Linked DNA regions of Homo sapiens: all the other regions are linked to region 1. A link is a loop called in an ENCODE intact Hi-C map of the cell type or tissue named here. Cell type or tissue: heart left ventricle. All regions are shown on one strand.

Region 1 (8,000 bases):
GCCCTGGGGCACTCCCCTGCGAGTGATGCCACAGCTTTCTGAGGAGGTGGGGCAATGTCAGAGGCCAGTGTTCTCATCCAGTCCTCTAACCTTCACGGCTGTCCAGACCCCCCACTGCCAGGTCCTCTGCCAAGAGCATTTGCACCCCATCTCCTGGAGTCTTCAGCACCCCATGAGTAAGGCAAGTAAGGCGCTGTGGTGTGATCCCCATTGTATTGAGGGCTGAGACTGCTCGCTTAAGGCCACCTGACCAACAGAGAGTGGCCACTTTTGAACCCAGTTCTGCCTAATTGGAAAGCCCTTTCCTGCCCTATGCCACCAGCTTCCATGTGGCCTGGGGCACAGCCTCCCCTCAGCCCGCCACGTCTAACCTGTGGGCTTCTGAGTGTGCTGGTTGGGCTTAGCCTGACAGCTGCTCATTCCACCTGTGTTGACAAAGTGCCTGCTGTGCACCCCAGCCTCACGGGGAGATACACGGAGGAGCACAGTACAAGCCATACCTTCAGACTGGTTGGTCTTGGGGAGTCAAACTGCCGTGAAATGACCAGGAGTAGAGGCTATAAGTGGCCAGTGGCTGCAGACACTGAGACCCGTGAGAGTCCAGAGGAGGATGAGGACCCAGTGCCCTGGGAGGGCCCTGGGAAGAGGGGCTGTGTGCAAGATAGCCTGGAGGAACAAGGAGCATGGTGGGGGGACAGAGTGTCCCAGGGACCTTCTCACTTGTGTAAAGGGTCAGCAATGAGAACCACTGTTGAAAGGTTTGCTGGCTGATCGGGAATGTGGGCGAGAGCAGCTGGCAGGGCAGAAGGGAAAGGTTCAGGATCCCAGGCCTGGGCCCTAGGAGCCATGTCCTCCCTTCTTGCCAGACAGGTGATGTGGGTGGAGGAGTGGCTGTCCTTGCTGCCCCTGCCCCCAGCCTCCTGCAGCCTGGCTCCTGGGGGAAACCCCCGGGGGCCCTTCAGAAGGCAGTGGGGCAGAGCAGGAAGCTTCACAGCACTGATGGCAGGCTTTTTCCACTGTGCACGGCTGAGTGGAGAAAGGGAAGTGGAAGGAGGGCCAGACTCCTCCCTGGGCAGGGCACTTTCCCCATGGGTGCCCACGTGCACTCCTTCTTTCTCTCTCCACCAGCACGTCTGCGAGGTGAGCGTTCTCACTACCCCCATTTCACAAGAGGGGAAACTGAGGCTAGGAGAGGTGTAGTGACTTGCACAAAGCCATGCAGCTGGCAAGAGGGCAGAGCCAAGACTCAAACCCAGGTCCCCTGCCCCCAAAGCCGGGGTTTGGCCATAGTGCACGGTGGAGTCTTCTGTCCTCACTTAGGCCTGAAATAAACACCTGGAGTGGCCCTGAAGGGGAGGAAAGGTCAAGGGGAGACCTCAGGGGTGTGTGCAGCTTGCCTCGCCAGTGGGGCAGGTGAGGGGCTGCTGGGTGGATCTGATCATTGCAGGGCCCAGTCCTGGGGGTGAAGTAGGGGTGGAGCGCCGTTCTCAGAGCAGTTATCTGTGCTGGAAGGTGGGTGTGGGGCCCTCCTCCCTGGAGGTCAAGATTCCATTTTCTCTGTGGGGCCACATGGGCCCTTTGTGAGTGATGCCCTCCCTGCTAGGGTGGGCTTGGGAGGTGGGCACAGTGGTTCCCACCAGCTCAGATGTCTGATGGCAGTGCCCGTGGATGAAGATTGTCCCACCCATGAGTAATTCTGTCCAGGACACTGTAGTGCCCACTCTTCCCAGCCCCAGCAGGTGGGCACTGACACGTCCCACAGCCGTTGATTTGCAGCAGCTGTTGTTGACTCCGTCCTGGGATGCAGAGGGGAATGCTCTGTGTGTGTATGTGTGTGTGTGTGTGTGTGTGTGTGTGTGTGTATGGTGTGTGTGTGTGGTGTGTGTGTGGTGTTTGTGGTTTGTGTGGTGTGTGTGTATGGTTGTGTGTGGTGTGTTGTGGGGGTGTGTGTGTGTGGTGTCTATGGTGTGTAATGTGTGGTGTGGGTGTGGTGTGTGGTATGTGGTGTGTGTGATGTGTGTGGTGGGTGTGTGTAGTGTGTGGGTGTGTGTGGTGTGTGGTAGGTGTGTGGTGGGTGTGTGTGCGTGGTGGGTATGTGTGGTGTGTGTGTGTTTTGTGTGTGCATTGTGTATGGTGGGTGTGTGTGATGTATGTGTGGTGGGTTTGTGTGGCGTGTGTGTGCACGTATTGTGTGGTGTGTGTAGTTTGTATGGTGTGTGTGTGGTATGTGTGTGGTGTGTGTGGTGTGTATGTGTGTGGTGTGTGGTGTGTGTGTGGCGTGAGTATGGTGTGTATATGTGGTGTGTGTGTGTGTGTACTGTGTGTGCAGTGTGCGTGTGTGTGCATGTGTTGGTGGAGAGGGGTCAGCAGGCAGAGGAAAGCAATGCATCCAATGCCTGGAAGCTTCTGCCCCTCGGAGGTGGGCCGTGGACACAGCCTGGGCCTGGTGGGCAGTGGCTGAGCGCCAGCCTTGTGCCCGGGGACTGAGATCTGGGGCTTTGCCCAGTGGGGCGGAGAAGTTAAGAAGTGTTAGTTAGATCCATTTCCTACTCCTCCATGGCCTCCATCCTGGTGCCACTGCCACATGGGAGGCCTGGGGAGGGTGGCAGTGTCTGTGTCTGATAATTGCCTGTCTTCACTGGGGACTTGCTGTGGGCCAGGCACTTCCCCATGGCTTCATGGAGATTACAGCTTTTATTCTCACAGTATCTCTATAAGATAGGACACCTTATTTTCCCAACTACACCTGGGAAGACTGAGGCACGTAGAGGTTAAGTGACTGACCTGCCCACGGGCACACAGCCAGGCAGTGATGGATCTGGGATTCAAATCCAGGGAGCGTCCTCAGCAGTTAAGCACTTACCCATTAGGCCTTCTGGCTTGAGCAGTGAGCTGGCTCTTTCTAAAGCACTGTCTGTCCATTATTTTGTTTCTCCTGAGACCAGCTGTAGGGGAAAAGTGAGGTTGGCTGTTTTCGTTTCACAGATGAGGACCCCGGAGCTCAGAGAGGAAAAGTAACTTGCTCTAATCAGTGGCTAGCAGATCAGCGCCCCCTCCCCCGGCCAAGGCTGGGAGCTCTTTCAGGATAGGGGGCCTGTCCCACCACCCATGTACCTTGCTCACAGTAGACCTCACTAAGTGCGGATTCCTCAGGCAAATGTGCAGGTGTTTTGCTGAGTGCTCTGAGCTTTTCTTTTTGCCCCGGGCTCCCTAGGAAGTGGGAATGATGGCTCCATTTCACAGATGAGGAAACCGAGACTCAGAGCACAAGGCCACACAGCAGGAAGAGGTAAGGCAGGACTGAGGGAGGCAGCACGTCTGGCCTGGGAGAGGGGTTAACCAGCCAGGAGGAGCTCGTAGAAGGGCTGAAATAAAGACCGACCTTACCGAGTGTTGGTGAGGATGTGGAGGAACTGGAACACTACTGCATTGCCAGGGACACGCAGTGGCATGGCTGCTCTGGGAAACAGTTTGATGCTTTCTCTGAAAGTCCAACAGGGATGTACCACACAGCTCAGCAATTCCACCCCTGGCATTTACATAGAGAAATGAAAACTTACGGTCCCACAGAAACGCGGGTTTGTAGCAGCTCTATTCATAATCATCAACAACTGGAAACAACCCACATGGCCTTCAGTGACCGAATGGATAAACAAGCTGTTACACGTACCCCAGGGAATACTGCTCTCCAATAAAAAGGAGCGGACTCTTGATACACACAGTGACTTGGAGGAATCTCAAAGGCATTCTGCTCAATGACAGGAGCCAGCCTCAAAAGGTTCTACGCTTTATCATTCCACTTACATGGCATATTTGAAAACACAAAAGCCATAGTGTCAGAGAATAGATCAGTGGTTGCCAGGGTGGAGGTGTGAGGGGAGGGAGTGGCCAGCGCCAGGGAGTTTTTGGGGTGATGGAACTGCTCGTTGTCTTGATCTGGAGCTGGTGGCTACAAAAATCTATACGTGTGCTAACATTCAAATAACTGCACAACTGAAGCCCGTCAATTTTGCTGTATGTATTAAAAGATAAAAGGCCATGGGGAGGCTGGAAGAGGAAGGGCGTGGGCCAGGCAACATCCTTGGCTGAGGAACAGGTGAAGGACCCGGTTCTCACCAGTGGCTTAGTGACTTTCAGGGCAGCCTCGCCTGGCCACGGGAGGGACGTGGCTAATTGTAGCTTCTATCTGGGTTCACCAGAAGGCAGTGGCTAGCAGCTGAGGTGTCAGGACGGCGTCCTGGGCCCTCCAGGAGCCGGGTGATGAAAGGTTAGGCCCTGGCTTCCCTGGCAGGGTAGGGTTGGCCTCCTGTCCTGATGGCTGGCACACACCGAAGCATTAACCGGGAGTCTCTTGTGTGCCGGGTGTGGGACTGCCGTCACAGTTACCACCCGCCGCTGTCTCCTTTCACCATGGGGCCTGTGTGTGGGGAGGAGAAAGGCGTATCCACTCCTTTTTGTGGATGAGGAACTAAAGCCAGGGGGCGTAGGAGGGTAGTTTGGCCTGGAAATGACATCACACTCACTAAAGACCGCCAATAGCAACTTTTGCAGTTTTTTTTCCCAATGCGACATGGTATACTGCCTCCCTAGTTGATCCGGTCTACAGCCACATTATTCACAGACCCCACAGTTTGAAACTGTGTTCTGATATTTGTTCGGGTGCTTTATTTTAAGACACCAGGAGGCTCAAAAATGGGAGGTGACCCGGGGACATCCCCGCACTCTGCCTCTGGCAGCCCTGGCTGGGGCAGGAGGGTGAGATTTGCCTGGGGCCACAGGGCACTGAGACAGCAGGGTCCCCTGCTAGAGGGCCCAGTGGCTTCTGACCCTGTCTGTAGATGGGGATGGCTTTTCTGCCTTGCCAGAGGGTGGGTGCAAGTGGGAATGAGATTCTGGAAGTGGTCCGAGGTAGGAAGTGGCACGACCGTTATTCACCTTGGTTGGCATTGAAACCCCGGGAGCTTGGTTTCCTCATTTGCAGCGTGGCCGTCAATAGCGCCCATCTTGCAGGGCAGCTGTGATTAGAGAAGCCAGGGCCACCCCGGAGCCAGCCTCTGAGGCTTCACCTCACCCCGTTTACACTGCTGTCTCCTCTGCATAGATTTGGCTGACTGAGGACGCGACAGGTACTCAGCTTCTTTCTGCATCTCAGTTGCCCAGCACAGGGGCTGGCACGCAGTAGGTGCTCCCAACCTGGTCCAAGATGTTGCTGGCGGTGGGGGAGTGGGGGGCTGGGGAGGATCATGGGCAGACCTGGGGTGCCGGGAGGGGCTGGTGGGGGGCTGATGGCCGGGAGGGCAAGGCCTGAGCAGGGAATCTAGACCACCTTAGTGTCCCCGTCAACACCCCTGGCAGCCTTCTCTGGCTCTGCTGGGTATGAGGGCACCCCCTCCCCTTCTTTGGTCTTGGCAGGTTTGAAGGGGGGTGGCAGGGAGACGGGAGAGGGGCTCACCGGCTTGCAGGATTGGGCAGAAGTTTGGTGGGGGCCCAAACCCCAGAACTCAGAAGCCCCTGCCCCAGGCTTGGACAGACCCTCCCCTTTTCTAAACCTCATTTGCCCCATGAATCCAGGCTCCTTTCCTCCCCATCCCCCCAGGAAGCTTGGATGTGGCCGCCATCCAGACCCAAATGCCCTCTCCTGGGCCCTATGCCTCCAGGGCTGGCTCTAAGGCACCATGCAACCTGTCAGATGGGGTGTGCTGTGTCCACCTACAGCAGACCAGCTCCCAGAGCCTCAGGGGCCTGGAGAGCATTTCCTCAACCCATTTGACAAGGAAGCCAGCTGTACTCCCCCTACTGCCCTGGGCTCGTGGGGAGGCCTCAGCAGGCCTGGTGTGGGGTGTGGCCTTCCGCTAGTCAGGCCCCTTCCCCTAGGGTCTGGAAGCTGGGTAGGAACTGTGGCCTGAGGCCGGTGTCTCCCCTCAGCCCTTCTGCAGAGGCCGGGCTGGAGGAGAAGATGGCGGCCAAGCAGCCCCCGCCTCTGATGAAGAAGCACAGCCAGACGGACCTCGTGAGCCGCCTGAAGACCCGCAAGATCCTCGGCGTGGGCGGGGAGGATGACGACGGGGAGGTGCATCGCTCCAAGGTGGGGTGCAGAGCAGGGGCCTCCGGCACCCACTGGGGAGGCCAGGCTGACCCACCATTAGGGGAGAAGGTTAGCCCAGGCCCAGGTAGCCGCAGGAGTTCTAGGACTTAGCTGATTTTCCTAGAAATGTAACAGCAATGCCAGGGGAATAACGAGATCATTAGAATTAAGTGCCTATTACGTGCCCGGTTTTCCAGCAGTTGCTTTTTAAATCTTCTTGTTGGCACTAGAAGATGCAGATACTGTAAAATCATTCACCCATTTTATAGATGAGGAAACAAAGGCTCAGAGAGGTTAGGCAACTTGCCCAAGGCCACACCGGTAAGTGGCAGGACCAGGCTTCAAGTCTGCATTTGGCAGAGCCCTGAGCTTTCATACGTCACCATCATATTTTCAGCTTCTTTTAAATCCTAGTGTCAAGGGGAAGCAGGAGAGGGGGTGGCCTCATGTGACCCTCCCCACCTGGGGGAACCTTTGGCCAAGCTGAGGTGCCCAGGCTGGTCCCTGGGTGTGCAGGGCTCTGGGAGGATGAGCGAGTGGGGGCGCTGAGAGCTGCCCTCACCCTGGTTGCCTCTGACCCCCTCTGTCCACAGATCAGCCAGGTCTTAGGCAATGAAATCAAGTTTACCATTCGGGAGCCTTTGGGGCTCAGGTGAGCATTTACCTGACTTTTTGGGGGAGGGGAAGGCCTGCGGCGGTGGGGCAGAATGCATAAGACCTCACCTCATTTGGCCTGGTCCCTGGATTTTATTTTGTCTCATTACCTTCCCCAAAGCTGCCATCCCTGGGGATCTGGGCTGGAGAGGGGAGGGTCCCCTGGGGCAGGGCTGTGATCTTCTTTCCACGCCTCCCAGGGTCTGGCAGTTCGTCTCTGCTGTGCTCTTCTCCGGCATTGCCATCATGGTGAGCCCCCACCCCCAGCCCCTGAGATCTGGCCCCGTGTGGCTCCCTCAGCCCTTCTCTGGCTCACCAGAGGTGCCTCCTCCATCCTGGCCCCTCGTGCAGGGGCCCATCTGTCAGGCTCTGGGGCTGCCTCCGAGAACCTGACTCCTACACTGCCACGCCTGTGCCTTCTCCAGGAGCACACTAGATCCCATGGTTTGTGGCCTGACTCCTTCTCCCAGGAACCCTGGAGTTTTCTGTCCTGGCATGGGGGCGGGTGGGGACAATTGGGTCCAGACCCTGGACTGCCCCCAAGGATGCTGATCCTGCTCCTGGCGGGGAAGGAAGACGTCTGTGGGAAGCATCAGCTGTCACCCCCCACCCTCTCCCAAGCGGGACCTCTGAGCCCCTCTCGCTGCCCGCAGGCGCTTGCCTTCCCTGACCAGCTCTATGATGCGGTCTTTGATGGAGCCCAGGTGACCAGCAAGACCCCCATCCGCCTCTACGGCGGTGCCCTCCTCAGTGAGTACTGCTGGGGCGGGCCCTGGGGGAGGCGACGGGCAGCTGGGAGACCCAGCGGGGCTGAGGAGAGCACGGGGGTCCGTGCCCGGGCACCCCTTCCTTTCTTCGGCCAGATGCTGCGCCCACACCCCGGCCTCTGATGAAGCTCTCTGCTGGGGATGTGCTGCCATCTTGTGGCCATTGGTGGAATACACCCAGTGGGTTGGAGCTTGCAGTCGCCACCATCTGCAAGGAGCGCTCATAAGTGTGTGCACTGCCTCTGGGCGTTGTGGTACAGAGATGGAGGAAGCCCAGGCCCAGCCTCTAGGAATTCACAGCCTAGAGGAGAGGCAGATCAATTCAGTGTCTGCAAAACCCCTCGCACCCCCCCTATTTTATCCCCAGAGCCACTTCTGTTTGAACCACTTCTGTTTCCTCTCTAACCTGAGATGCACACGTTAGGATTTGGAATTACAATTTTTAAAGCTCAGCATAGGTAATATGCCTCTATTTCTACGAAATATTCTATGGC
Region 2 (8,000 bases), 350 kb before region 1:
CACAGCACTAAGATTTGGAAGCAACCTAAGGATCCATCAACAGATGAATGGATAAAGAAAATGTGGTACATATACACAATGCAGTACTATTCAGCCATAAAAAAGAATGAGATCCTGTCATTTACATGGATGGAACTGGAGATCATTATGGTTAAGTGAAATAAACCAGGCACAGAAAGACAAACATGGCATGTTTTCATTTATTTGTGGTATCCAAAAATCAAAACAATTGAACTCATGGAGATAGAGTAAAAGGATTGTTACCAGAGGCTTGGAAGGGTAGTGGGGGATTAAGGAGGAGATGGGGATGGTTAATGGGTACATAAAAAGTAGAAAGAATGAATAAGACCTACTATCTGATAGCACAACAGGGTGAGTATAGTGAATAATAACTTAATAGCACATTTTAAAATAACTTACGGAACATAATTGGATTGTTTCTAACTGAAAGCATAAATGCTTGATGGGATGAATACCCCATTCTCCATGATGTTCTTATTTCATATTGCATGCTTATATTATATCAAAACATCTTATTTACTCCATAAATATATACACCTAATATTTACCCACAAAAAAATAAAAATAAAAATAAAAATTTTAAAAAAGAAGCTGAACTCTGAGAAAGAACACACAGAGTGAGGGTGCCAGTGGGGTCAGGCAGGCAGAAGTTGAGAGGCTTCCTATGAACTAGTTTAGAAAGTTTCAGAACGTCACTTCTACCACACTCTGTTGGCCAAGCAAATCACCAAGGCCAGTTCGCACCAAAAGTGAGGGAAATTGGGCACTGCCTCTCCATGTAAAGGGAGTGAAGGAATCCACGGCCATCCCTGAAGAGAGTCAGCCACATTCCACATGTCTCTATCTTGCACAGAAACTAAGATGGATGTTCTCACAAATGATCTCAGTTTTACACTGCATCTAATCAGATTGTTTGCAAAAATAAAAAATGAAAAGAACTTACTCTCACTGTAGCTGTCAAAGAGAGGGAATGTTGCCTTTGTTCATTCCTGAGACGTTTATGTTAATTATGAACACTTGAAAGTTTGAGGCCAAGACTTGAAATGTCATTAGTGTTATGAGCAATAAATAAATAACTCAGTTTTTATGACAGAACTGGAGCAAAGGATGAAGGTTCAGATTTTATTAATCTTCAACACTAGACCCATGGGTGATCCCTGAATCAGCCTCTCTTGAGTTGGGGCCTGGAAATCAGCATTTTGCAGACCACTCCAAGTAATGTTTATTCATGGTGTTGAATCTCTTCCTAATTAGAATTAACTTCCAGGCCGGTTGATTAACATAAAGTGTAATGATGATATGGATTACAATAAACATCTTGTCATTTATCTAGCACTTAAGCAATCTTCAAAGTACTTCTCACTGATTATTTGATTCTGTTTTCACAATAATTCCCCAACTGCCTCTGGTATCTGCTCCATGACACCACATTGGCCCTGGCTTTGCCTATAAAGTTCCACAAATTCACCAGTTTGATTTTGGGTCTGAGATTCCTTCTCCAACATGCTATTAAGTCTTTGTCAAAAGTCTCCCAAATTCCTCCTGCTCCATCTGGAAGCCCACCCTGATTTGAGTAAGGTGAAAAGAGCTCACTTTCCCCTTGGGCCCTTCACTAACCAGCTGAGAAATAAACCCATGAATGGCTTGGGAAGTAGCAGAGAGCCTGAAGTGAACCCTAGACAGAGTCAGGAGGCCTGGGAGCCAGCTCAGAAATCTCCTCTCTTGACCTTGGTGTTCTCATCTGTAAAACGAGGCTGTAGATCACCATCGGTGGTCTCACACTGCTTTGGGGGTGGCTCTGACTGTCCCTAGAGGCTGATGGTGTGTACAGTGGGGAGGAGGGCTCGGGGATGCAGTGATCCCAGGGGATTCTTTCCCCCACCTTCTTTCCATCACAGCACCCTGTCTTTTATTCTGAATTCCCACATAAAACTATAGCGGAGTTTTCAAATAACAATGAAAAGTGCCTCTCCTGGACTATAGGACCTTGAGGTTTCCTTTCAGCCCTAACCCTTCAAAATAGTGGTAATAATTTCCAATAGTACAGTGCCAACCACATGCCAGGCATTGTGTGAACCACATCATGCCCATTGTATCACTTCATTCTCTCCATTTAATGGATGGCAAAACTGAGCCCCACCAAGATAAAGTGCATTGTCAGAGGCCACCCAGCTGGTTCCTTTGTGGAACTCGAATTCACTGGAGGGTAGACTGATCTGGCTTAACCACGACACAGTGAGAGTTTCCAGCTTGCCTGCCACTAGCGCAGGCTATGACACAGGATAGAGTGGCCAGGGGCTCTGGCCACGGCTCCTCCCATTTCAGCCCTGGAGCAGTTTACACAGTGCCAGGGGTTTCTGGACTCTCCCTTTGCCCCCCCACCCCACCACCACAAGGTATGGGGAGAAGGGGAGCAGTGGTGTGAGCTTGCAAAGGGGCTGTGTGTGAAGGTGCAGTGAAGCCTCAGGGTTTGGGTTAGGGCCCACAGGGCAGGGCTGTGGGTCAGGGACAGGGCTCCTGTCTGTCCACTTGACATATGTATTGAAGTGCTGTGATGTGCCAGGCACTGCTCTAGGGCTGGAGATACACTGCTAGACAACTCAGGCCCTACGCCTGCCTTCCTAGGGCCTCTATTCCAGAAGAGGAACTCAGATCATCAGCAAGATAAATTAGACAGGTAAGGAGAATTAGAAGGAATATTAAATAATGACACGTGCTAAGGGTTTGAAAAAGTAAGGCGATGGGGAACAGGGAGCGATGGGACAATGGGTGGAGAGCTGGTAATTTTACATAAAGGGCAAAGAAGGCCTCATAGGGAGAGGTAAAGGTCTGGGAGTCATCCGGGCATGGTGGCTCACGCCTATAATCCCAGCAGTTTGGGAGGCCAAGGTGGGTGGATCACCTGAGGTCAGGAGTTCAAGGTCAACCTGGCCAATATGGTGAAACCCTGTCTCTACTGAAAATACAAAATTAGCTGGGGGTGGTGGCAGGCGCCTGTAATCCCAGTTACTTGGGAGGCTAAGGCGGGAGGTTTGCTTGAACCCAGGAGGTGGAGGTTGCAGTGAGCCAAGATCGTGCCACTGCACTCACTCCAGCCTGGGCAATAAAGCCAGACTCCGTCTCAAAAGGAAAAAAAAAAAAAAAAAAAAAAAAAAAGGACTGGGAGTCAAGACCTAGGGGAGGATTCATTTCCCTCCACATCCTCCGGGTGGCAGCATCTTCCAATTCGTGGGGCAGTGCTGGTGGTTCCTCCTCCCCGCCATAGAGTATTCTTGCTCAGTCTATCTAAAAATGCCGTTTAAAATGGGGGAATCCTAGAAACAAAACATGAAGAATTTGGGGGATGTGACTATTATTATATTTTTTGATCTAGGCGCTGGGTAAACAGATGAGTTCACATTTTGAAAATCCACCATGCTATGCTTATGACCTATGCACTTTTCATCTGTAGGTTATACTTCTGTAAGTTCAAAATGACACACACTTTAAACATTGTATTTTAATCTAAATCATAGTTTGCATTAGTTTCCCCAAATTTTGATGATTAGACTCTGTGTCAAAACGTTTTAAATTTCTAAATACATTAGTACAGACAAAATGCTCAGAGCCAAGCCTGATGTGTAGGAAGCACTTAATAAACGTTAGCACTGTTACCTTGTGTGCATATCCATGATGCCTCATTTATGATTTCCAGTCCTGCATTCTCTGCAGTAGAGGAAGAACTTGGAGACACTTTCCTGGCAATCTGATGGCAGCGTCCTTCTAGAATTTTGTGAGTTGTCCCAACCTTTTACAGATAACTTGCTCATATCTATTTTAACAGCAGTTCTAAAAGCAACTTACCCTAATGGGTCTTTGCAAAGCACTCACCTTAGTTCTCACAGAACTAACTTTCCTTTATACTTCTATGTCATTAGTTTACATATCAGTTAATTAAAGTCTATAAATCAATAATGAGATCAACTGGCATAAAAAGATACTGAGACAGACACAACTAACTCTTTGAGTGAGTAGACGACTCCATTGGAGGGGGAAAAAGAGCAATGAGAGAAGAGGCTGAGGGCATCAGGCAGCAAGTTCTCCAGAAGGAGTGGATAGCTTGGGCCAATCTGGAAAGTTGGTTGAGTGGAGGTTGGTTCAGAGAACTAATTTTGTACCCTTCTCAAGTGTTGGAGTCTGTAAGATTGATTCTTGTACAATTGTTAATGAGCTGGTGTATCTATTAGGCATTGCTGGAAGTACTGGTAACACTGCCTTTGGGAACCAGGAATGATAATCCAAGCCATTTGTTGTGCAGCTTCCATGTGCCAGGCCCTACGCTTACAGAAATTAGCGCTACGTATTTTCACAGCAATCCTGTCAAGGAGACTATCATCTCCCCATTTGTATCAGCCCTTGACACATAGCACTCTAAAATTTAGTGGCTTAAAATGACTTATAATTTTAATTTAGCTCATTTTTCTGTGGGTTGGCTCTTTGGCTGGGCTCAGCGGGGTGGGTTTTCTAGTTTTATCCGGATTCAGTCATGAGCTCTGATTCCGGGAACTGGCTTGCGTTGGGGTCATGGGAATAACAAGCTCACTTAATCTCTCATCCTCCTACAAGATAGTTTGGGCTTCTTTACATGGTGGCTGGGCAGGATTCTATGATGGAGAATGGAATCTTCCAGGATCTCTCAAGACCTAGGCTTAGAATTTGGCACGATGTGACTTCCACCACAGTCAATTAGCCAAAACAAATCACAAGGCCAGCCCAGATTAAGAAGTGGATCAATAGACTCAACCTCTTTGCAAAGTCACATTGCAAAAGGGTGTGGACACAGGAAAGGGAATAATTGCAACCACATTTCCAAATCATTTATCACCCACTTTCTGCAAATAAATGAAAGTTTAATCAGTTTAAGCTAATTCGTCCATCCAGAGACTCCCAGCTAATAAGCAATAGAGCTAGAATAACACATACCTGTGGGACTTCAATACCCACTATTTTCACTAAGCCAAGATGCTTTATTAAGAAATTAGAGGGTCAGGAACAAATGAGATCATTTGAATTTTAAAATTAACATTAATTGAGAATCCTGTTATTTGTACAGCACTACGCTTTAGGCCATCCTCACAACATCCCTATAAAGTAGAGATGACTGCCCCTATTTTACCAATAAGAAAAGTAAGGCTCCAAAATATCAAGGTTACTTTGCCAATGAATCACACTGCTTAGTACACACAAAGACAAAGGATTTGAACCCATTTCTTCTTATTTCAAGTCCACTCTTCTTTCAACCACTCTAGAAACTTCTAATCTGCGGTTCAAGGCATCATATGATCCTTGAACAATTTAGAGTTACATACGAAATTATATATATATAACATTCAGACATTCTTCTGGAAAAGAGAATTGCTTTTATTATATTCACATGAGCCCCACCAGGTTAAGCACCTCATTTCTGAAAAAAAAAAAAAAAAAAAATGCTAACCTTCCTTCTCATATGGCAGGCAAAATCCTTCAGACGATGTCTTGTAATTGTTGTACACTCCAGAAGCCTATAACCAACTGGAGCCTTTAGATTAGCTTCAGAATAAATGGAAGGGAATCAAGGAGCCATGCCCATGAGCACTAGAAAGTGTGGCTTTATCTTGTGCTGAGATGGAATTAGGATTTGAAAGAATCCTGCATTGTTGAAAAGTCCATTCCAGGGCAGCTGATTACCTAGTGGTTAATACAGTAACACTTTAATTTGCTGCAACACCAGAAGAGTTTCCTGCTATTCAAAGACTTGGATTTCTGGATCAGGCCTCCCCAGTCTCTTTTTCCCCTTTCTCCTTTGTGCCTTAAGATACAGCCCAGAATTGCTCAGAATCAGCAACGGGAGTTCTGGGAGCGGACCTCACACCTGGGTCTGGACTGAGCTGCGCTACTTACTCTCCTCACTGTCAGTATCTCTTTTCTCCTGGGCTCTGCAAGACCTGCTGTGGGGCTCAGAATTTCCACCCCTTATCCCAGGCAACTTCCTCCTGCACATCTCACCTTTGGCAAGGGACTTGGGCTTGGGGAACACCCAGTCAGTCATGGTCCAGCTTGGAGAACCTGCAAAGTCATCAAATGAGAGAGCTAGCAGCACAGAGATGAAAACTGGGGGCCAGAGAGGAAAAGTAACTTGCCCACACTGTACCTGCCCTCTCCTTCTGCTGTCAACAATTTCAGCCTGCCATGAACTCCTCATTCCTGAAGGGAAGCATGGCCTCTCTCCCTGGGTGCCCGCTATGCCTTCCTCTTTAGTCCACCAGCACCCACTTTGTCACTTTGTTCCTCCCCAATCCTTCCAACACTTTAGCCAGAGGAATCTTTTTTTTTTTTTTAGAGACAGGGTTTCCCCATGTTACCCAGGGTGATACTGAACTCCTGGACTCAAGCAATCTGCCCACCTCAGCCTCCCAAAGTGCTGGGATTATAGACATGAGCCACTGCACCTGGCCAGGAATCTTTTAAAAACACAATTCTGATTATATCACACTCCTTTGCCTAAAAACATGCAATGGCTTTCCACTATGGCCTCTGAGCCCTGTTGTCTGGCCCCTGTTTCTTCCTTCAGGCTCAGTCACACTCTCCTAGTTGTGTGCTGAAACTGGCTCCTCCAAGCTCACAAGAGCCAATGGGAAATATTCAGGAATTTGTTGGTAGCTGGAAATCGACCATGGTGGGGTTACTTTATACCAGAAAAATCAACAAATGCTAAAAATCCTATTTTTTTTTTCTGGAGAGCTGATTGGTCAGTCCACCGCTGCTCCATCCCCACTGTGCTGTTCCATCACAGGACCGCTGAACATGCTGTTGTTCTGCCTGGCACGCTCTCCCCTCTTTCTTTGCTGAGTTAACTCTATTCTTCAACACCTCAGCTCAATTCTTACTTCTTCCAGGAAGCCTTCTGTGATATTTCTGAACAAGTCAAGTCTCTAACATTCACCTTTTCTTCTTAGCCTGTATCACATTTGTAATTTGACACGTGTGATGAATGATGAGCACCCGTCTTCCCCATGGGAATATAAACTTTCCATGGCAAGAGAGACCATGCCTGGTTTTACTCACTCTCTTTGCTGTATCACCTGGCACAGTACCTGGTCATAGAAACTCACATCTGCTGAATGAGTGAATAAATTAGAGAAATATACACTAGACAAGGCTCTGGCTTCTGTGGCAGGAGTACTTTTGCTCACACATCTCCACATTCTCCTCTGCATTTCCCAGCCTCTCTTGCTGTTACATTTGTCCTGTTACCAAATTCTGGCCAGTGGAATGGGGTGCTCTGTGTCCTCCATTTCCAGCCATGTCCTCTAGAATGCCACAAGTAGTCCTCAAGTCTCTTTCTCTTCCCTGCATGGCTGGAAGTGAAGGAATCACAAGACAGAAGCAGCCCAGATTCCTGAGTCACCAACTGGAGAAGAGCTGACCAAATGAGTCATCTGACCCTCCTTCAATTGAGAAAGGAGGGAGATGTACGCTTTTATTGAGTTCATCTCTGACATTTTGAGTTATTTGTTACTGCAGCAGAATCCAGTTTACCCTGACCTAAAACACCATCCCAGTTGTCATTAACTCCTACTCTTTGGGCAAGCCATGATGTCTCTGAATCTCCGTTTCCTTATTGGTAAAATAAAAGGATTCCACAGGTGATATCTGAAATCGTTGCAATGTTAAAATTCAGTTATTCCGCTGGTATATTTTCCTCCCTCCTGCATAGCACCATATGTAGACACCACAAATGTTTGCTAAATAAGAGAACCTCCTATATTTGAAATCCTTTTCTCCAGATAAAAGCATTTTAGTACCTTAGAAGTTCAGAGTGATTATTCAGAATATTTAAACATCTAACATGTACAATATTGATCAAAATAACAATGGGAACATTTCATCAAGAGGCTGGGGAACCTTCAAAGATCCATCCCTCAGCCTCGTAGATGCCTCCTAAGCATCTTGCTCTGTCT
Region 3 (8,000 bases), 66 kb after region 1:
AGGAGAGCGTTCTTACACGCCCGGCCAGCCAGGTCCGCTGCCGCTCTAATTGGAACACGTAATGGTTTGTTAACACAGTCTAATCTGGGGAGGCCTGGGAAGGAGTCCCCTGGGGTGTCTGGGGTGGAGCTGGGGGAAGGGGCATTTAATGGTATTGTCAGTGGGGCCGGAAGCATGGCTGAAATGCTGTTTGGTTTTTGGTGTTTGTTTTGCCAGATGACGTCTTAATTCAGGATGGAAAGATGCAGTCTATTGTGCTTCTGTGTGTGCGTGTGTCTGTGTGTGTGCACGTGCACACACACAGGAGATATGGTGGTGAGTGGGTATGTGCAACTATGTGCCTGTCCACAGTACAGGGTATTAGGCCAGGAGCAGTGGGGAGAGGGAGAGAAGAGAGCCAAGCTCTATTACACCTAAAGGTAGAAAGCCGTGGTCTCCTCTTAAGAATGCAAACAAAGACATCTATTTTCCCACGACTAGCTTACCCAGCCCCTATTCACACTAATTAGGAGGCCTGGGAATTTCTCCTAACTTCGTAATTACCGTTAACAGGCTTCACAGGGGCTGTGGGCGAAGTGGAACAACCCATCCTATTTTCGTAGCCAAGATGATGGTGGCTCAGGTGGTCACCATAACCTGGCTGTTTCTCCCCGTCCCCTCCCTTTCTGGCTTTCTGAGGCCCCAGATGCTTGGACACCCGGGGAGATGATCTAACAGAGGAGCAGAGGCGGGGGGTCCTCATGGGCTGCTTTCACTCCTTTATTTAGTTGAGCGGGTCCTGGCTGAGGCTTCTAGAAAACGTTCTCTGTGTTGGGGATGGGAGAACGGGGCCAGGAGCCCAAGGAATGGACCCTGAGATCCCTGCAGCCTGCACCTCTCCCCTCGAATGACCATGGACAGACCACTCCAGGTCACTCTTCCTGGGCCATACACTGCCCCTGCCCAACCCCACCCAATGTCCATTAGATGAACCACATTTTAAAGGCAGCGCTGGAGAACTGGCAAGATCACAGTAGTGACTTCACAATGTCATCGGGCTCCCGCCCCAGCCTGCCATACCCTGCAGACGTCGTAGGAAACCACAGTGAAGCCATTATGGGGACCCCTCGACTGTTTGGCAGCGGGATGGCCACTTTTGTCAGCTGACAGGCCCAGGGACTTCCAGAAGCGGCAGTGCATGGCCCTTCCCACAGGCTGCATTTGTGCACACAAAGATCCTCCCTCTGGGCCTCCTTTCCTCAGAGGCGGAGAAGTCCCTCCATCCTGGCGTCCGCTGCAGGCTCTGCAGGGGCCTGGGGGAGGAGGCACCAATGCTCCTGGTGGGCTCTTCCCAGTCCCAGCTCCGTGAAACCCTGTCTGTCTGTCTGGGACTTGTGGCCTGGCTCTGCTTCCAGAAGACAATTCTTTATTCTTTGCTGCCTGCCCAGAAGCTGAGAGTCTCCATATATCAGGGAGCTTACAAGCCACTTTCCCAATCATGTTAAAAAAAGCTGAAGCAGTACCAAAGAGTAGCTGACTGTTGGTGATTTTTATCTTATTCTTCATACTCAAATGATTTCTATTTTTTACAACAAGGAACATGTATTATTTATGTAATTAAAACAAATCATTGTAAAAGAGCCACCCACCACTTAAACCCCATACTCTGATGTTACCGTGTCTTTGATGGTGCTACAACCTGGGCCTGCAATACCTTTTCTTCCTTGGTCAGCCTGGAAAACTCCTTCTCACACTCCAAGGCCCAGCTTGATGTCTCCTCAGCCATGAAGCCTTCCCTGATTTCTCCAGCCTAAGCAGTGGTCCCTTCTGTTTACTTCCAATGCCTTTACTTTGGAGATAAGAAAACAAAGACCAGAGAGGGACAGGGATCTCCTCAGGCCACACAGCAAGGTCACATGTGGCGAAGGTCACTAAAACTCAGAGGAGTGCCTTCTACAGTGTCCAGGCTGGGGACGCTGGCACACACCCTATTTGACACATAACACCCGCCTCCCTGGAGTCAGCCCCTGTCCTCTCAGAGACAGCATTGACCCACCTTTGTTCATCTGGGGAATGAGCCAGGGTGATCTTCTCCCAGTCCCCGGGGCACAGGTCACTGAGGTATGGGATAAGGAACAGAAAACAGAAGAACTTTTGTTCCACAAAAGGGGACTGGGGACAGGAAGCACAGGGGTCCTTCCTCTCCGGAGCTCCAGGCTGTGTCTGAGTGGTACCCCCAGCCCCATGCAGGCCAGGCTAGCTCTTGCCTGGGCCTTTTCCTGACCAGTTGGTTGGAGGCCTGGCTCCCACAGGGCCCACCACCTGGGGTCTGAATCTCAGCTTTGCCACTGAATAGCTCTGTGACTCCAGCCAGGTTGTTTCACATACCTGAGGCCTATTTTACCAGAAACACTAAGATTTTATAATATCACCTACCATTCATTAAGTACTACTATGGCACCAGGGCACGGATGAGGCGTTTTATATAAATCCTAGCTCATCTTCCTAAGCACACTTTAGAAAGCTATTATCACTCCCATTTTACAGGCAAAAAACTGAGGCTCACAGGAAATGAAGCCACTTCTCTGAGGCCAAGAGCTAGAAATGACTGAGCTGGGACTTGAGTCTGGATCAATGTGGGGACAATAAGCTCGACTCCCAAGGTAGTTACAAGGATTTGATGAGATAATTTTGCACAGGGCAAGTGCTCTGCACATAATTACGTGCTGAATGCTGTAACATCTTCTCAATTCCATTTCGTAATGAGAGCAAGCACTGTGAATTGGGTTGTGCAACCAGCTAGGATGAGGGAAGGTCGGTAGGTAAGATTTCCTGGTGACCTGGAGGGAGGTGGTAAATCCCTCGGCAGCCCCTAGCCTCCGAAGCCCCAAGGCCCAGACTTGCTCCCAGCCAGAGAGTATTGTTTGAGGATAAATATTATTTTATGCTCTAGCTTAATCCAAACCAAGCTTATCTTTCCCACCGAAATGCCCACAACCCAGAGAAAGCTAAGCCCTCTGCTGCTTGCCTAATTGCAGGCTTAGAGGTCTGGTTGGGGACACCAGCTCTCTGGAAAAGCCTGGTAAATGGTCTGGTATTTGGCAGTGGCATCAGAGAAGCTGGCTGTGAGTTGGGCTGTCTGGTGTTCTAGGCCCACATGGGCTGGGAGGGCCCCACGGGGGAGAATGTACCTCTGCAAGGGGCTGGTCCAAGGCCTCTCACTCTTGCATGGAGCTGCTGCTCCAGCCCTGGGGAAGATGTAACTACGGGGGAGCAGGGGAAGTGGGTCTTGCCCCCTCTGCCCCCAATTTAATGCTGATTCTCACTTGGTTGGAAAAGCAAAATGGGTCTGTGGGCTGCGGGACCCCTCCTTCTCTCCAGTTATGTCTGTTTCCGTCCCTCCTCTTCCAGTGGAATTCTCTGAAAAAGGGTTGCTAAAGGGAGGAGCGTGGTCTCAGCAGGCTCCATGCTGTTGAGGGCTGGAAGATCCTCAAATGGATCAGGAGCCAGCCTGGGTGGAACCCAGCCCCAGCCTCTCCTCACAGCTTCCCCACTGGGAACTGCCAGGCCCGGCCAGCCATAGACCTGAGGGACAAAGATGTCCCCCTACCCAGGCACCAAGCATGCAATTAGTTCTCCGGCTGGTTCCCATCTCACCATTTTCCTCTTTCTCCCTGGGGTGTTTTTAGAAGGATACCAGGGAAGAGAGGTGATTAGTGCCAGGCTTTGCAATCAAGATAGACTCGGGCATGAATCCTTGCTCTGTGACTTGGGACAGCTGAGTTGCCTTCTCTGTGCCTCAGTTTGCTTGTCTGTAAAATGGGATTGCTATAGTACTATCTCACAGTGTTAGAGGGAGGGCTAAATGACATCGAGTGCCTGGCACAGGGAGTGATCATTCTGGCTCTTCCAAGGGTAGAAGAGGGAGGTTTTGCCCAGAGGCAAAGGCACAAAGACCATTGACTATTATGGGGCCAGATGGGCCCTCCACTTGAGACCCACCCTTTTCCCCATGCCCAGGTCACCTGGCTGCCATCTCTGAATCAGGCGGAAGAGGTGGAGGTGAAACTAACATTGGTTACTGTATGTCCCATACCGTGCTAGGCCCATCTCCTTTTTACAGATGAGGAAATTGAAGCTCAGTGGTGTGAAGGAGTTTGCCCAGGAGTGCACGGCTCCATGGTGGAGCAGGAATGTGTCCTCATGCTTTTATACAGGGGTCTTTCCCACCCCACTCAACTCCTGAAGCCCCCTAAGAAACAGATGTAGGGCCATTCCCAGGCTGCGGGTGCTGGGTCCAAGGTGGGGACAGGTGAAGCCACCCAGCTGGCCTGGAGAGGCAGAGCTGGAACAAACCTAGCTATGCCAGCCTGGGAGGGCCCAGATCATATAAGCCCCCTGAGGGGCCAATCCTCATGTCTGTAGGTCCAGGAATGCCAGCTCCCTTCACAGATAACAGCTCCCTCTGGGCTCTGCCCCATGCTCTGCTCAGAGGGCTCTGAGGACCAGTGCCTCTGTATCCAGGTAACAGGCACATCCTAAGTCCTCTTCAAGTCACATGCCTACAAGTCAGGACAGCACTCCCCACAGACCTCCTCGAGGTGGCTCATTTTCAGCTTCCCAGAAGGAAATAAACCCTAAGGAGTGCAGACCCCTCAGCTTCCCCAGGCCTTGGAGGGACTGGGCTTTCAGCCACATCTCCTTAGAATTTCCTCCTTAGACTTAAGCCCTGTAAAATGCATCACTGGGTACAGTCCCTTCCATGCTGCTTTCTTTGTCCCCAGTCAAGGGGTTTGTCTGCTATGAGTTTGCATATTGTTCTTTCTGCAGCCACAAGAATAGGGCCACAGAACCCTGGAGCTGCCATGCAATCTCTGGGGTTGTCACAGAATCCCCAGGGTCCAAAATGTCTGCAACTTCCTAAAGCTGCTGTGGCATTCCTGGGATTATCCAGAATCTCTGGGCTGTCATGGTGTGCCCAGACCACATAGGTCCCTTGAGTGCTGGAAAAAAATCTGGGCCACCATGAAATTCCCTGAACTAACATGGAACCCCCAGGTTGCCACGAAGTGCTGGGCCACCCCAGGGTCTCTAGGCTATGCAGGGCCCCTGTGCTGCCAAGGGACCACTGGAATATCTTAGAATGGAAATTTTTGGCTGAGTCCTCCAACAACCCACAACCACATACTGTCACCTCCAGCCCCTTATCCAAGCATTTCGACCATCTTCTTCCTGACTTCAGCTGAAACATTCCTACCTCCAGGAAGCCCTCCCTGGTGTCTCTCCAGGCCTGGCTAGGTGCCACAGCCCTAGGTATCCTGGGCTCCATGACAGTTCCCTGGGTCTGCCCTGTCGGAACACTCAGCATGCAGTCCTGCCACTGCCTGGTCATGGATCTATCTCCTCTGAAGCACAGGCACCCTGTGCCCAGGCTGGGCAGGTGGCACTTAATAAATATTACTTAATATTAACTATAATATTATTTAACTGTGTGCTATTAACTTACTAGGCACTTGATGGCTGTGTGACCTTGGGCAAGTTGCTTCACCTCTCTGTGCCTCAGTTCCCTTTTGTATAATAAGGATACTAAGAGTATAGATCTCATAAGGCTGCTGTGAAGCTTCAATAACTTATGTAAAGCATTAAAGCAGAGTCTGGCATATAGTAAGCACAATATAGATACCTGCTATCATTAAATAACATGTGAACTGTATTCATTAGGCTTTCACAGGGTCTAGACTTGCAGCAAGGATGGAAAGGGGATTCTCCCATAATGCTCAGTGCTCTGTTGATAGCGTACACTAGCACAGCACTTAGCATGTGCCGGGCACTGCACTTGATGTTTTACATGCATTCACTCAGTGAATCCTCGTGGCAACCCTATGAGGTTGGTGCATGCTATGGACTGAATTATGCTTCCATACACCCAAATTCATATGTTGATGCCCTAACCCCCAACGTGACTTCATTGGAGATAGGACCTTTAGGGAGGCAACTGAAGTTCAGTCAGATCATAAGAATGGGGTCTTAATCTGATAGGATTGGTATCTTTATAAGAAGAGGAAGAGGCTGGGCACAGTGGCTCATGCCTGTAATCCTAGCACTTTGGGAGGTCGAGGCAGGTGGATCACCTGAGGTCAGGAGTTCGAGACCAGCCTGGACAACATGGCGAAACCCTGTCTCTACTAAAAATACAAAAAAAAATTAGCCAGGCGTGGTGGTGGTGGGTGCCTGTAATCCCAGCTACTCGGGAGTCTGAGGCAGGAGAACTGCTTGAACCCAGGAGGCAGAGGTTGCAGTGAGCCGAGATTGTGTCACTGCACTCCAGCCTGGGTGACACAGCGAGACTCTGTCTCAAAAAAAAAGAGGAAGAGAAACTACAGAGCTCCCTCTCTTGCTTTGTCTCTGTGCATGGAGAAAAGATTGCATGAGGGCATAGTGAGTGGCTTTTAACCACTACTCTGAACCTGCCTCCAAGTCCAAGGGTATGGGCTGGGCATCCCTGAGGCAGGTGTGCAGGCATGAGCAGCATCTATAGCAAGCAATACACATTGGGAAGAATGGATGAAGGAACAGGGCACATTTTGGCCAAGACTTTCAAGCTGCTTCTGGGACCCGCCTGCCAGGCCCAGCATCCTGAAGGCTGGTGGTATGAAGAGGGACTGACTATGTTCTGCTGGTCGTGGCAGAATCAGAACTGCTCCACCATGGAACAGGTTCCCAGGTAAGGTGGTAAGCTCCCTGTCTTTGGAGGTAATCAAGCACTGCTGCTGGACCATCACTTACTGGTGATGTGTGGGGAAGAATAAATAGTACTGTGGACTGAATGTTTGTGTCCCCCCAAATTCATATATTGAAACCCTCATCCCCAATGTGATGGTATTTGGAGGTGTGAGGTAATTAGGTCATGAGGATGGAGCCCTCATGAATAAGATTAGTGCCCTTATAAGAAAAGACAGGAGAGCTTGCTTCCTCTTTCTCTGCCACATGAAGATACAAGGCGAAGATGGCCTTCACCAGGAACCCTACCATGCTAGCACTCTGATCTTAGACTTCCAGCCTCTAGCATCTTGAGAAATAAATATTTGTTGTTTAATCCACCTAGTCTATGGTATTTTGTTATAATAGCCCAAACTGCAAATGACAGACAGCAAGAGTAAATACTCTAGACAGTTCCCTCCAGTCTCAAGCAGTTGTGAAATATTTAAGAGCTGGCAGTTAAGAGTCCCTGGAAACTCTTCCCTACAAGCTCTGCCCATTAATTCCTGCTTATCTTTCAAGTCCCAACTCAGACATCACCTCCTCTAGGAAGTCCTCCTTGCTTCCTTCCTCCTCTCCAGTCTCTATGCCACTCCACTCTCAGGTTGGTGATCTGTGTGAGTCTAGTCAGCAAAACTAGAAACGATGAGTAGAAGTCATTAACATAAGACAGAGTGAACCCCAATACAAAGATGAGTAGTCCCCCAGCAGAATGGAGTGTAGTGACATCTTTAACAGCTGAAATGTGGTGCAGGTGTTAAACAATGTGTTTGAAATAAAAAAGACGTGGGGTTTAAATCCAGCCATCCTCTGTGTGACTGTGGGTAAGTGCCTCAACCTTTCTGAGCTACAATTTCCTGAGCTGTAAAATGATTCCATCTCAAAGGATGAAACCAAAGATCAAATGACACCAGCAGGCCTGGCACTCTATGTGATCAGGATCTGAGAATTTCCTGTAGTCTCTGGCAAGTAGTGAGCTGCTGACTAGGTGTATTCAAGCAGATGTCAGAGGGGTCTCAGTGTGGAGATTGGTACCGAGGATTTCTTTCTTGCACTGAAGTAAAAATTGCACTCAGGGGCCTCGATGAGCTCTTCCAACTCTTAAAAAGAAACCACACTTCTGCCTTGGCCTTAGCTGGCTGTGGGGAGACAGGCATATCATTGAGCAGACACTGCTCCACCCACCTCCACACATGATGTATGAGTACATTTACATGAAATGTCCAGAAAAGGCAAATCTATAGATACACAGAGTAGACTGG

What was found. Peaks named below come from ENCODE experiments on the same cell type or tissue, not always from the same donor. Only the 100,000 strongest peaks of a DNase experiment are listed, where the experiment ranks them.
Region 2: a loop joins it to region 1, with 2.7 times the contacts of the local background. A loop is called at or near these places in 61 of 110 quality-filtered maps.
Region 3: it touches region 1 in a loop (4-fold over the local background); 2 of 110 quality-filtered maps call a loop at or near these places.

The regions. Positions count from the first base shown.
Region 1 is chr11:44,936,292-44,944,291 of GRCh38, reverse strand. TP53I11 (tumor protein p53 inducible protein 11) reads left to right here. Exons shown (of 7, transcript NM_006034.5): 2 at 5,926-6,085; 3 at 6,679-6,737; 4 at 6,940-6,988; 5 at 7,393-7,489. The coding sequence starts at 5,957. Among named protein-coding and RNA genes, the nearest start is that of TP53I11, 11 kb to the left of the region's middle. RefSeq lists enhancers at 330-978, 5,085-5,798, 7,369-7,969 and a silencer at 7,515-7,604. In heart left ventricle, a CTCF peak has its summit at 4,472; a DNase peak (open chromatin) is centred at 7,651; H3K27ac peaks cover 1,341 bases.
Region 2 is chr11:45,289,014-45,297,013 of GRCh38, reverse strand. No RefSeq gene overlaps it. Among named protein-coding and RNA genes, the nearest start is that of SYT13, 6.7 kb to the right of the region's middle. In heart left ventricle, a CTCF peak has its summit at 3,242 (motif pointing right); a DNase peak (open chromatin) is centred at 3,273; H3K27me3 peaks cover 1,795 bases.
Region 3 is chr11:44,870,277-44,878,276 of GRCh38, reverse strand. All of the region lies in intron 3 of TSPAN18 (tetraspanin 18), which reads right to left. Among named protein-coding and RNA genes, the nearest start is that of TP53I11, 77 kb to the left of the region's middle. In heart left ventricle, no CTCF peak of the experiment used is centred here; no DNase peak of the experiment used is centred here.